Regions from separate parts of the Homo sapiens genome. Here region 1 is linked to region 2. The links are chromatin contacts, found by POLR2A ChIA-PET in ENCODE. All regions are on one chromosome and are shown on one strand. The core of a region is the stretch at or near the end of the contact, and the rest is flanking DNA. Distances in the headings are between cores, read along the strand shown. Region 1 holds the start of TMED6 (transmembrane p24 trafficking protein 6). Region 2 overlaps TANGO6 (transport and golgi organization 6 homolog).

Region 1 (5,455 bases), core at 330-2,829, 280 kb after region 2:
GATTGCAGTGACTCGAGATCATGCCACTGCACTCCAGCCTGAGCGACAGAGCAACACTCTGTCAAAAAAAAAAAAAAAAAAGTACGATTCTGGCTGTAGAATTTTTTATTTTTTTTGAGACGGAGTCTTGCTCTGTCACCCAGGCTGGAGTGCAGTGATCTTGGCTCACTGCAACCTCCACCTCCCAGGTTCAAGCGATTCTCCTGCCTCAGCCACCCAAGTAGCTGGGATTACAGGCACATGCCACCAAGCCCGGCTAATTTTTGTATTTTTAGTAGAGATGCGTTTTCACCATATTGGCCAAGGTGGTCTCGAACTCCTGACCTCAGGTGATCCGCCTGCCTCAGCCTCCCAAAGTGCTGGGATGACAGATGTGAGCCACCGCACCCGGCCTGGCTGTAGAGTTCTTGAATGAACTTGCTTGGTGGTTGAGCTCCCCAATGATGTCCCAGATTTGGGCATTTGCTGCTTGGCAGTGCACACCTACAACAAGCACTCCATGGACACTTGCTCCCAAGCTAGATCTTGATTAGGCCAGGCCACAGTGAGCTTAGTAGTGGCTGCTGTTCTAATAGAAATTCAGAGGTAAGAAAAGTCTCTGATAAGTTTATTTAAAATAAATGTTGTTACAGTGGAGTAAGATCAACAAAGTCTATTACTATGTAAACAAAAATTAGAAAGTTAACCGATTTCTAAGATAAAGAACAAAGGAAATGAACAGCCTCTAACTTTCATACTGAGTTCACCATCCTTGGACAGCATGATATAAGACCATAGTATGGGTAAAAGTACTTGACCTTTGAATAAGTAACTTGAAAACACTTACCGTCCTAAAAAAAAAAAATAGGATTAACTGGCCGAATACAAAAAACTTGACCTAGTGAATCTCTGACTTGCCAGAATTGCTCCTAAAGGCAGCAGAACCTTTACTCCCCCACCCCATAAGCTGAAGCAGCCTTCTTTGAAATCTCTGGATCAGTCTCCAAAGCACCATTATCCAATTTTGTTTTAATATATTAAAAATGTATTCTCTCCCCTCTCATCCCCAAATCCGAGTACATGTAATGATTACCTCTTCAGGGAGAGGCACCCCGTCTGCCCCATGGCTTTGAGCATGGCCCCTGATGTAAGAAGCCAAACCATATGTTTTAGCTCCTGTTGGTGATTATTCACCCAGCTGGAGTTTCCCTCTAACTGCAGGTCCATTTCATTAACAGGTGGGGAATCACAGCATAATAAAGACAACCAGACCTTGTTTTGGCCTAAAACCTGACCCACTTTATGAGTAAAGGAGAAAAAAAAAAGCCCCCCAGTATGGCCAGTCACCCACATACCTCGTAACTGAAATAGAAGTATCCAGTCTGGTGGGCAAATTGCCAAAAGCATTCCGTGCCTCCTGGAGGTATCATGATGGCAAAGTCATATCGATCAGCTCCACGGAAGAGTGGCTGGTCCCCAGAGCCACTTAGAGGTTCTGTCTTCTGGCTCCTGGCAGACGTCACTAGATTCAGAACGACCAGCCCAGCCCCAAAGAGCAAAGGGGACATGCCGCTTTCTGGAGCCTCCTCTGCAGGTGAACTGCTCGCAGCCCAGGGAAATCAAGTCGTTCAGACAACCGCTGGGCTAATGATTAACTCCACAAGTCACATTACGGCCCATTTCAGGGCCACACATAGATATTCATCATAGAACTGCCATGATACTCCCATGTTTGGCTCGCAGGAGGAAATTTTGCTTTCACCTCAAAAACTCAGTGGCTTACCAAACCTACTTCATGGGTGCTACATAGAATCTACCACCTCAGAAGAGGTCTTTCCACCCTTCATTAGGGCTGTCATTTTTTAGTTCCTGCTTCTTGGGGATATAATAGTGGGTAAGTTTACAACTTCTGAATACACTGACAAAAAGTTGGCTGGGGGGATTGTTCTCTTACATCAAATTGCTCCTATAAACACATGGGGCAACACTTCTCTCTCCCCAATGCTGCAGCTCAGAGCAAATCACAGCATGTGTGTGCAAAGATGTAAATGGATGAATACAGTGCCAGAGGATGGTGCTTAGACCCCTCCACTGACAGTCCTCGTCCTGATGCCTTTCACCTAACGGTCACCTAAAGCTATCCAAACCCACTGAAAGACAATTATATTATCCAAAGCCTCAATCTTTTTTTTTTTTTTTTTTTTTTTTTCTGAGATGGAGCGTAGCTTTGTCACCCAGGCTGGAGTGCAGTGGCACGATCTCTGCTCGCTGCAACCTCCACCTCCCCGGTTCAAGCGATTCTCCTGCCTCAGCCTCCTGAGTAGCTGGAATTACAGGTGCCTGCCACCATGCCCGGCTAATTTTTGAATTTTTAGTAGAGACAGGGTTTTACTATGTTGGCCAGGCTGGTCTCGAACTCCTGACCTCAAGTAATCCACCCGCCTCGGCCTCCCAGAATGCTGGGATTACAGGCATGAGCCACCACGCCCAGCCTTGATCTTTCTTTTATTCAGGACTTCTTCAGCACCCATGGGGGAAAAAACTATCCAGAACCCACTTAAAGACAATTATATTATTCACATCCTTAATCTTTATTCTTTTATTCATGATTTCAACACCCACCTCCTTCATGGCAGGCACTGAGCTAAGATTTACCTGCATCTTATTTTATTCTCACAATAGCCCTGCAAGGGAGGTATTGTGAGCTCTGGCATTAGAGATGAGGACACAGACATTCAGAGATTCCAGTGGTGGCTCACGCTCCCACAAGCACACCTGGCAGAGCTGGGTCCCCGGTGGGGGCTCATGCTCTTAACCACCAGGCAGGACAGTGTTTCTCATTCTCAAGCTGTCAGTCTCTGAGTTCTGACACTGCCTAACCATTTTTCAGTCCTAATCTTTTTTTTTTTTTTTTTTTTTTGCTTCCTTGAGATGGTATCACTCTGTCTTCCAGGCTGGAGTGCAGTGGCACAAACATAGCTCACTGCAGCCTCACCCCCTTGGGCTCAAACGATCCTCCCACCTCAGCCTCCCAAGTAGCTGGACCCACAGGAGTGCACCACCACACCTGGCTGATTTTTGTATTGTTTGTAGAGATGAGGTTTTGCCATGTTGCCTAGGCTGGTCTCAAACTCCTGGGCTCAAGTGATCCCCATGCTTTGGCCTCCTGAAGTGCTAGGATTACAGGTGTGAGCCACCGTGCCTAGCCTTAGTCATAATCTTAAAAAACAAAAAACAAAACAGCATTAACACCTTCCAGCAATTATTTGCATTGACTCAAAGTGTCACAAGCTAAGTAGGCAGAAAACAGACTCTATACATGGGGTTCAGTTCTAGCAAAGGCCAAATGACAGCACAGCACTCTGGGAGCACAGTGGCTCTATGGCAGTCTTGCTCAAGTGACAGAAGAGTCTGGGAACTTCTATCAGCACACGTGGCACAGGCATCCCCCACCCGAGTCCCACCACCGTCGCAGTCCTAGCACTGGTCATGCCATAAGCAGTGACTTGGTTTCGGCGAAACAATCGTCAGTTCATAGTAAGTTTTATAGTTCTACAGAAGCTGTAAGCATAGTTTTATCTTTGCACACATTTCAATAACTATAATAAAAACAACACTGAATTATGTGAAAAAATATTAATGAACATAGGCATTCTCAAGTTTAAGAAACACTGATGCCGGGTGTGGTGGCTCACGCCTGTAATCCCAGCACTTTGGGAGGCTGAGGTGGGCGGATCACGAGGTCAGGAGATCGAGACCATCCTGGCTAACACGGTGAAACCCCATCTCTACGAAAAATACAAAAAATTAGCCAGGTGTGGTGGCGGGTGCCTGTAGTCCCAGCTACTCAGGAGGCTGAGGCAGGAGAATGGTGTGAACCCAGAGGCAGAGCTTGCAGTGAGCTGAGATAGCACCACTGCACTCCAGCCTGGGTGACAGAGTGAGACTCCATTTCATAAATAAATAAATAAATAAATAAATAAATAAATAAATAAATAAAAAGAAACACTGATTAGGATATTTTGTTTCCCTAAATGCATCAGTTTCACTCCTCTACCTGGAGAGCACCATTGACTCACATGAGAGTTAAGGGGAGAAAAGCTTCTGGATTCTAATCCGGTTCAGAGGGAGACCAAACCAGCTGCAGGCAGAAGGCGGCTAGCCTGAAAGGAGCTCAAGTTCTCAACTTCTCCCTGTGGTTTCAGTTGGGGTTGGTTGATAGAAGAACAATAGGTACTAAACCCCAAAATGCAGTTAATAGGTAATAAAGCTGTATGAAGTTTCCAACTTGTAACTAATGGATGAATTTTTTTTTTTTTTGAGATGGAGTCTCACTCTATCACCCAGGCTGGAGTGCAGTGGTGCGATCTCGGTTTATTGCAACCGCCACCTCCCCGGTTCAAGCGATTCTCCTGCCTCAGCCTTCCGAGTAGCTGGGACTACAGGCGCCTGCCACCATGCCTGGCTAATTTTGTATTTTTCAAAATTTTTAATTTTAAACTTTTTTTTTTTTTTTTTGAGAAGGAGTTTTGCTCTTTTTGCCCAGGCTGGAGTGCAATGGCACCATCTCCGCTCATCACAACCTCCGCCTCCCAAGTTCAAGCAATTCTCCTGCCTCAGCCTCCCGAGAGGTCGGGATTACAGGCGCCTGCCACCATGGCTGGCTAAGTTTTTGTATTTTTAGTAGAGATGGGGTTTCACCATGTTGGCCAGGCTGGTCTTGAACTCCTGACCTCAGGTGATCCTACCCTTCTTGGCCTCGCAAAGTGCTGGGATTACAGGGGTGAGCCATGGCTCCCAGCCAGTTTTGTTTTGTTTTGAGATAGAGTCTCGCTTTGTTGCCCAGGCTGGAGTGCAGTGGCATGATCTTGGCTCGTTGCAACCTCCATCTCCCGAGTTCAAGCGATTCTTGTGCCTCAGCCTCCTGAATAGCTGGGATTACAGGCACCCGCCACCACGCCCAGCTAATTTTTGTATTTTTAGTACATAGGGTTTTACTATGTTGGCCGCGCTGGTCTCGAACTCCTGACCTCAAGTGATCCTCCTGCCTCGGCCTCCCAGAGTGCTGGGATTACAGGCATTAGCCACCATGCCTGGCCTAATGGATGAATTTTAAAACTTTAGCATTTCTTTAAGCCTTGCCTTTCACTCACTCAGAAGTGAGAAAGGGGGAATTCTTTTGTCCCCAGAAATGATATATGAGGAAACTGAAAGGTTAAGAGGAAACTTCCATATCATCTGTTTGACATAGCTTCCAAGGATTAAAACATTCAATAAAGTCTGACATCAGCTTCTTGATCAAAATAGTTCAGCAAAGTTTAACATTTTGCTACCTCCCTCTGTGGATACATGCTGTGCTGCAATTAAACAGCTACTTACAGTTGAGAGAAGCAAGACTTTAATGAAGAATGCTACAAGTATGGACAATAATTAGTTCTCACCTTTTAAAAAAAGATTACAGAAAACACTTTACTGA
Region 2 (4,862 bases), core at 425-2,924:
CAGCACTTTGGGAGGCCGAAGCGGGGGGATCACCTGAGGTCAGAAGTTTAAGACCAGCCTGGCCAACATGGTGAAACCCCGTCCCTAATAAAAATACAAAAATTAGCCAGGCATGGAAGTGCTTGTCTGTAATCCCAGCTACTTGAGAGGCTGAGGCAGGAGAATCACTTGAACCTGGGAGGCAGAGGTTGCAGTGAGCCAAGATCACACCACTACACTCCAGCCCGGGTGACAGAGGGAGACTCCATCTCAAAAAAAAAAAAAACAAAAAAACACACACAAAAGATCTTGGGGAGATGTGCTCTGCTACAAGGGTTTGTGATAAATGATTAATTTTCTTAATTGCTATAGTTTGCAAGAATCAATATTATTATTATTATTATTATTATTATTATTATTATTATTTTCTGAGACGGAATTTCGCTCTGGTTGCCCATGCTGGAATGTAATGGGGTGGTCTTGGCTCACTGCAACCTCTGTCTCCCAGATTCAGGCAATCCTCCTGCCTCAGCCTCCCAAGTAACTGGGATTACAGGTACCCACCACCATGCCCAGCTAATTTTTGTACTCTTAGTAGAGACGGGGTTTCACCATGTTGGCCAGGCTGGCCTCAAACTCCTGACCTCAGGTGATCCACCCACCTCTGGCCTCCCAAAGTGTGATTACAGGTGTGAGCCACCATAAAATTAGGAATGCCTTTGTTAAAGCAAAATTTAGGAATGCCTTTGTTCCCAGATACTGGGATATCTGGACACTTCCAAGTCTGAGTCTGTTTGGTAAACATTATCAATCTATTCCCTTAACCATAAACACCTAGAAGTTAGGAATGCCTAACTTCTGGAAATGCAGCCCAGCAAGTCTCAGCCTCATTTTCCAGCCCTCACTCAAAATGCAGTCACTCTGGTTTTAACGCCTCTGACACAATGAGTGTATGCTAGCATTTAACGTTTTTGTCCTTTTATATTTAGCAACTCATTTTCCTATTAAGAAGTTATAGATGGAAAAACCTCTGCTAGATCACCGTGTCCAGAGTCCTTTTTCTGTAAATGTCTTATTTTTGACCATTCATGTTGTGTTTTGTTGATCTCACACAATAAGAACAGAATAGCCATTTCATTCACCAAGTTCCAGTAGTAAAAAACACCTTGAAATGTAAATGACCTTTAAAATATTAAAATAATTTTTAAGTGTAAATGAATCTACTCATTACCGTCTTTACTCATGGAGCTTGTGTTAGAGAGGTAGTCTAACTAGAGCCTTTTTTCTTCCTCTATTTTCATATATTCTGGATTGTGGTAATATGGTTTTTATAATCAAACAAATCAATTTAGGAAGTAAAGAGAAGAAAGATATTTGCCATTTATTTCTTCTTTTGATCTTAAAGATACAACCACTCCGCAAATGTTCCAGGTCAAGCTCATTGAAAGAGTCAAACACTGTCTTCCTGCTTTTCCATTGAATGTGCACCTGTGTGCCCAAGGCAGTCTTTTACTCACACCTTCCCTTTTCAGTTTGCCAAGCCTCTTCTGGTCCTTTCTGAGCCACGTCTAACCCTAAAGACTGCCCTTGTCCCTGAAGCTTCAGCTTTGTGTGTTTCAGGCCAACTGGCGCCTGGAAAGAGGGAGGGTGAAGAGAGAGGGAGACCGTGTGTGTGTGTGTGTGTGTGTGTGTGTGTGTGTGTGTGTGTAGAGAGAGGGAGACCGTGTGTGTGTGTGTGTATGTGTGAAGAGAGAGGGAGACCGTGTGTGTGTGTGTGTGTGTGTGTGTGTGTGTCACATGCGCTCTCTAAATTCTTTTGATAAAGAATCTGAACGCCACTCCCTTCCAAAGAGTTTTCAGACCAGGAGTCTGGGTACTTCTTTAAGATATCCTTGGCCTAAGCTTCTCAGATGGTGAAAGTGTTTGTTTCAACCACTGACTGCAAGCAGCTAAACTAGCTTTCCTGTGAATGAGACGCACCCAGCCTACTCACAGCCATACCCACTCCACCTTGCCCTGGAGTCCTTGGGCCTGATACAGTTGGGGGATGAACAGCAGGTGTGCTGAACTCATAATGAGAGGTTTCCGCTGTGGGATTGCCTATATCCTGCCCCCGACAGAGGCTCCTGTAACTTTACCTTTGAACTCTCCTTGTATTCAGCCCCTGATCCATGGGATTTGGTGACAATCCCTGGCTGGCAGGAAGCTTTGATCCTTGGGGAGTCCAGAGGAAGTCCTATGATGTGTGGGATCCCTAGAGTCACAGGGATTGGGAAGAAGCTCTATACCAGGATGGGTTGCTAAGATAGACCCATTAATTAAGCAGGAGGCTTTGCTTAACACTCAGTTACTAAAAACAGAGATCCGGTAACTGATAACAGGGAGCTCAGCACCCCTCAAGTGTGGAGTGGGTTTTGCACAGGCAGTATTGTTATTTTAAGGACACAGAAGTGCCCAGGGGGAAATTCCTACCCACACGGAGAAAGAGCAGAATACCTGTGAGTATCCCTTTTTAACAAGTAAAAGCTGACTTTACTTTGAATGTTAGGAGGCTCTAGCAAAAAAATCTCAAAGATATTTCTAAGTGAAAGATTCCTCTAAAAGGAAAAAAAAAAAAAAGATGACCTTGTAACAAACACTGGAGGATGGGGCACAGGAAGCCAGGAGAGCAGCCTGGGTGACAGAGTGAGACCTTCTTTAAAAAAAAAAAAAAAGTGGAAGCTCTAGAATTTCTATATATAGAGATGCTTTGGGCTATAATCCATTGGAGAGAGTGTTGGGAGATTTGTCTTTAGGCTGTACCTGCATAGCAAGCATGCTGGTTTTGCTTGGAAACTGCCTTCTTTTTGTGATGGCCTGGGAGCTGGAACTTACTAAAGTTCCCCCAAGCCATTTCCTTGGTGCCACCCACTGGCTGGGAATAAATGTCAGAGTGAAGGCACTTTCACAGAGCAGGTACAGGTTCCTCTTCCTCCACCCACCTCCAAAGGCGGAAATGACTTCCTTTGCTTCCAGAGAATTGCCTGCGTTTCTCTCTTAGAACGGAGATCACTCCATGTGGGGTGTGTGTACTGCCTCCCCACAGGGCTGTAGCTGCCACCTGGGAGGGTTCGTGCCTTATTCATCTTTTTTATCGCCAGCACAGTGCCTGGGCATGACAGAGGCCCATAGTACTGATTATTGAATGAGTGAGTAATCATGAGGCAATAGCGGTGGAGAGTCATCCTCTGCCGGGAATTAGCTCATTTTCATGCGGCCAGCCTCAGGAAAAATAAGACTTCCTTGCCCAAAGACAGGTTAGAAAGGGCACTCGAAGCCAGGCCTGGTGGCTCACGCCTGTAATCCCAGCATTTTGGGAGGCCGAGGCCGGCAGATCACAAGGTCAGGTGTTTGAGACCAGCCTGGCCAATATGGTGAAACCCAGTCTCTACTAAAAATACAAAAATTAGCTCGGCATGGTGGCGGGCGCCTGTAATCCCAGCAATATGGGAGGCTGAGGCAGGAGAATCGCTTGAACCCAGGAGGCAGAGGTTGCAGTGAGCCGAGATCATGCCATTCACTGCTCTCCAGCCTGGGGGGCACAGAGCAAGACTCCATCTTAAAAAAAAAAAAAAAAGGCACTCGGGTGAGGCCACAGAGTCAGGCCCCCGACCTAGGAGACCTGACTGTGGCTCAGAAGCTCCCTGAGAAAGCCCAGGAGGTAACTGCCCAGCAGGGACCAGGCAGCATCTTCCTGAGGTTTGCTCACAGGACTCAGGTGCTTCACGTGGTGACACTGGGCTAGGAGCATTGAGGGTTGTTTGCAGGCTGACCGTATAATATGTGGGTCCCAGTGCAGATTAAAATGCAGGGCTCCTTGCTAGGGAAAACAAATAACAACAACAAGAAGAAAGTACCATTAGTGCTGTGTGTGTGTGTGTATATATATATATATTACAGAAAAGGAGTCCCGATCCAGACCCCAAAAGAGGCTTCTTGGATCTTGTGCAAGAGGGAATTCAGGGCGAGTCTGCAGTGGAAAGTAAAAGCAAATTTATTAAGAGAGTAAAGTAGTGAAAGAACAGCTGCTCCATAGACAGAGTAGGACGTTCCCGAAAGAGGAGGAACGTGTCCACCCTAGATACAATACTCGTATATATGGGGCGATGTGCTCTGCTACAAGGACTTGTGATAAAGGATTAATTTTCTCAATTACTATACTTTACAAGTATCAAATTATCATCTTTAAAGCAAAATTAGGAATGTCTTTGTTCTCCAGATATCGGGATATCTGGACACTCCTAAGTCTGAGTCTGTTTGGTAAACATTATTAATTCATTCCCTTAACCATAAACATCTAGAGGTTAGGAATACCTAACTTTCTGGGAATGCAGCCCAGCAAGTCTCAGCCTCATTTTCCAGCTCTCACTCAAAATGGAGTCACTCTGGTTCGAATGCCTGTGTGTGTGTGTGTGTGTGTGTGTGTGTGTGTGTGTGTGTATAATTATTATTATTATTTTTTTTTGGAGGCAGAATCTCGCCCTATTGCCCAGGCTAGTGTGAGGTGGCGCCATTCTTGGCTCACTGCAACCTCCGCCTCCCAGGTTCAAGCAATTCTCCTGCCTCAGCCTCCTGAGTATCTGGGATTACAGGCATGCGCCACTACGCCTGGCTAATTTTTTAGTAGAGACGGGGTTTCGCCATGTTGCTCAGGCTGGTCTCGAACTCCTGAGCTCAGTTGATCCACCCAGCTTGGCCTTCCAAAAGTGCACAGATTACAGGTATAAGCCACTGTGCCTGGCCTGAAATATAATTTTTTTCCTTCCAAAGTCTGCTTTTTTTTTTTTTTTTAAGAGATGGGGTCTAAGTCTCTCTCTCAACTTGTCATGATGTTTATTATTTGC

Evidence for each region. ChIA-PET counts read pairs that join two places held with the same protein, here RNA polymerase II (POLR2A).
Region 1: POLR2A ChIA-PET joins it to region 2 with 14 read pairs in WTC11. The contact joins the promoter of TMED6 here to the enhancer-like site in region 2. POLR2A ChIA-PET finds 5 or more read pairs at or near these places in 3 of 52 experiments (CD4-positive, alpha-beta T cell and WTC11).

What each region holds. Positions count from the first base shown.
Region 1 is chr16:69,350,207-69,355,661 of GRCh38, forward strand. TMED6 (transmembrane p24 trafficking protein 6) reads right to left here and starts at 1,580. Exons shown (of 4, transcript NM_144676.4): 1 at 1,335-1,580. The coding sequence starts at 1,547. TERF2 (telomeric repeat binding factor 2) reads right to left here. Exons shown (of 10, transcript NM_005652.5): 10 at 5,361-5,455.
Region 2 is chr16:69,070,382-69,075,243 of GRCh38, forward strand. The region is part of intron 17 of TANGO6 (transport and golgi organization 6 homolog); the gene reads left to right. Among named protein-coding and RNA genes, the nearest start is that of HAS3, 33 kb to the right of the region's middle. RefSeq lists enhancers at 1,277-1,996, 1,997-2,714, 2,715-3,433, 3,434-4,151. Within about 2 kb of position 1,675, at least 8 of the 41 ENCODE cell types and tissues checked have a DNase peak (open chromatin) inside an H3K27ac peak, as active enhancers do.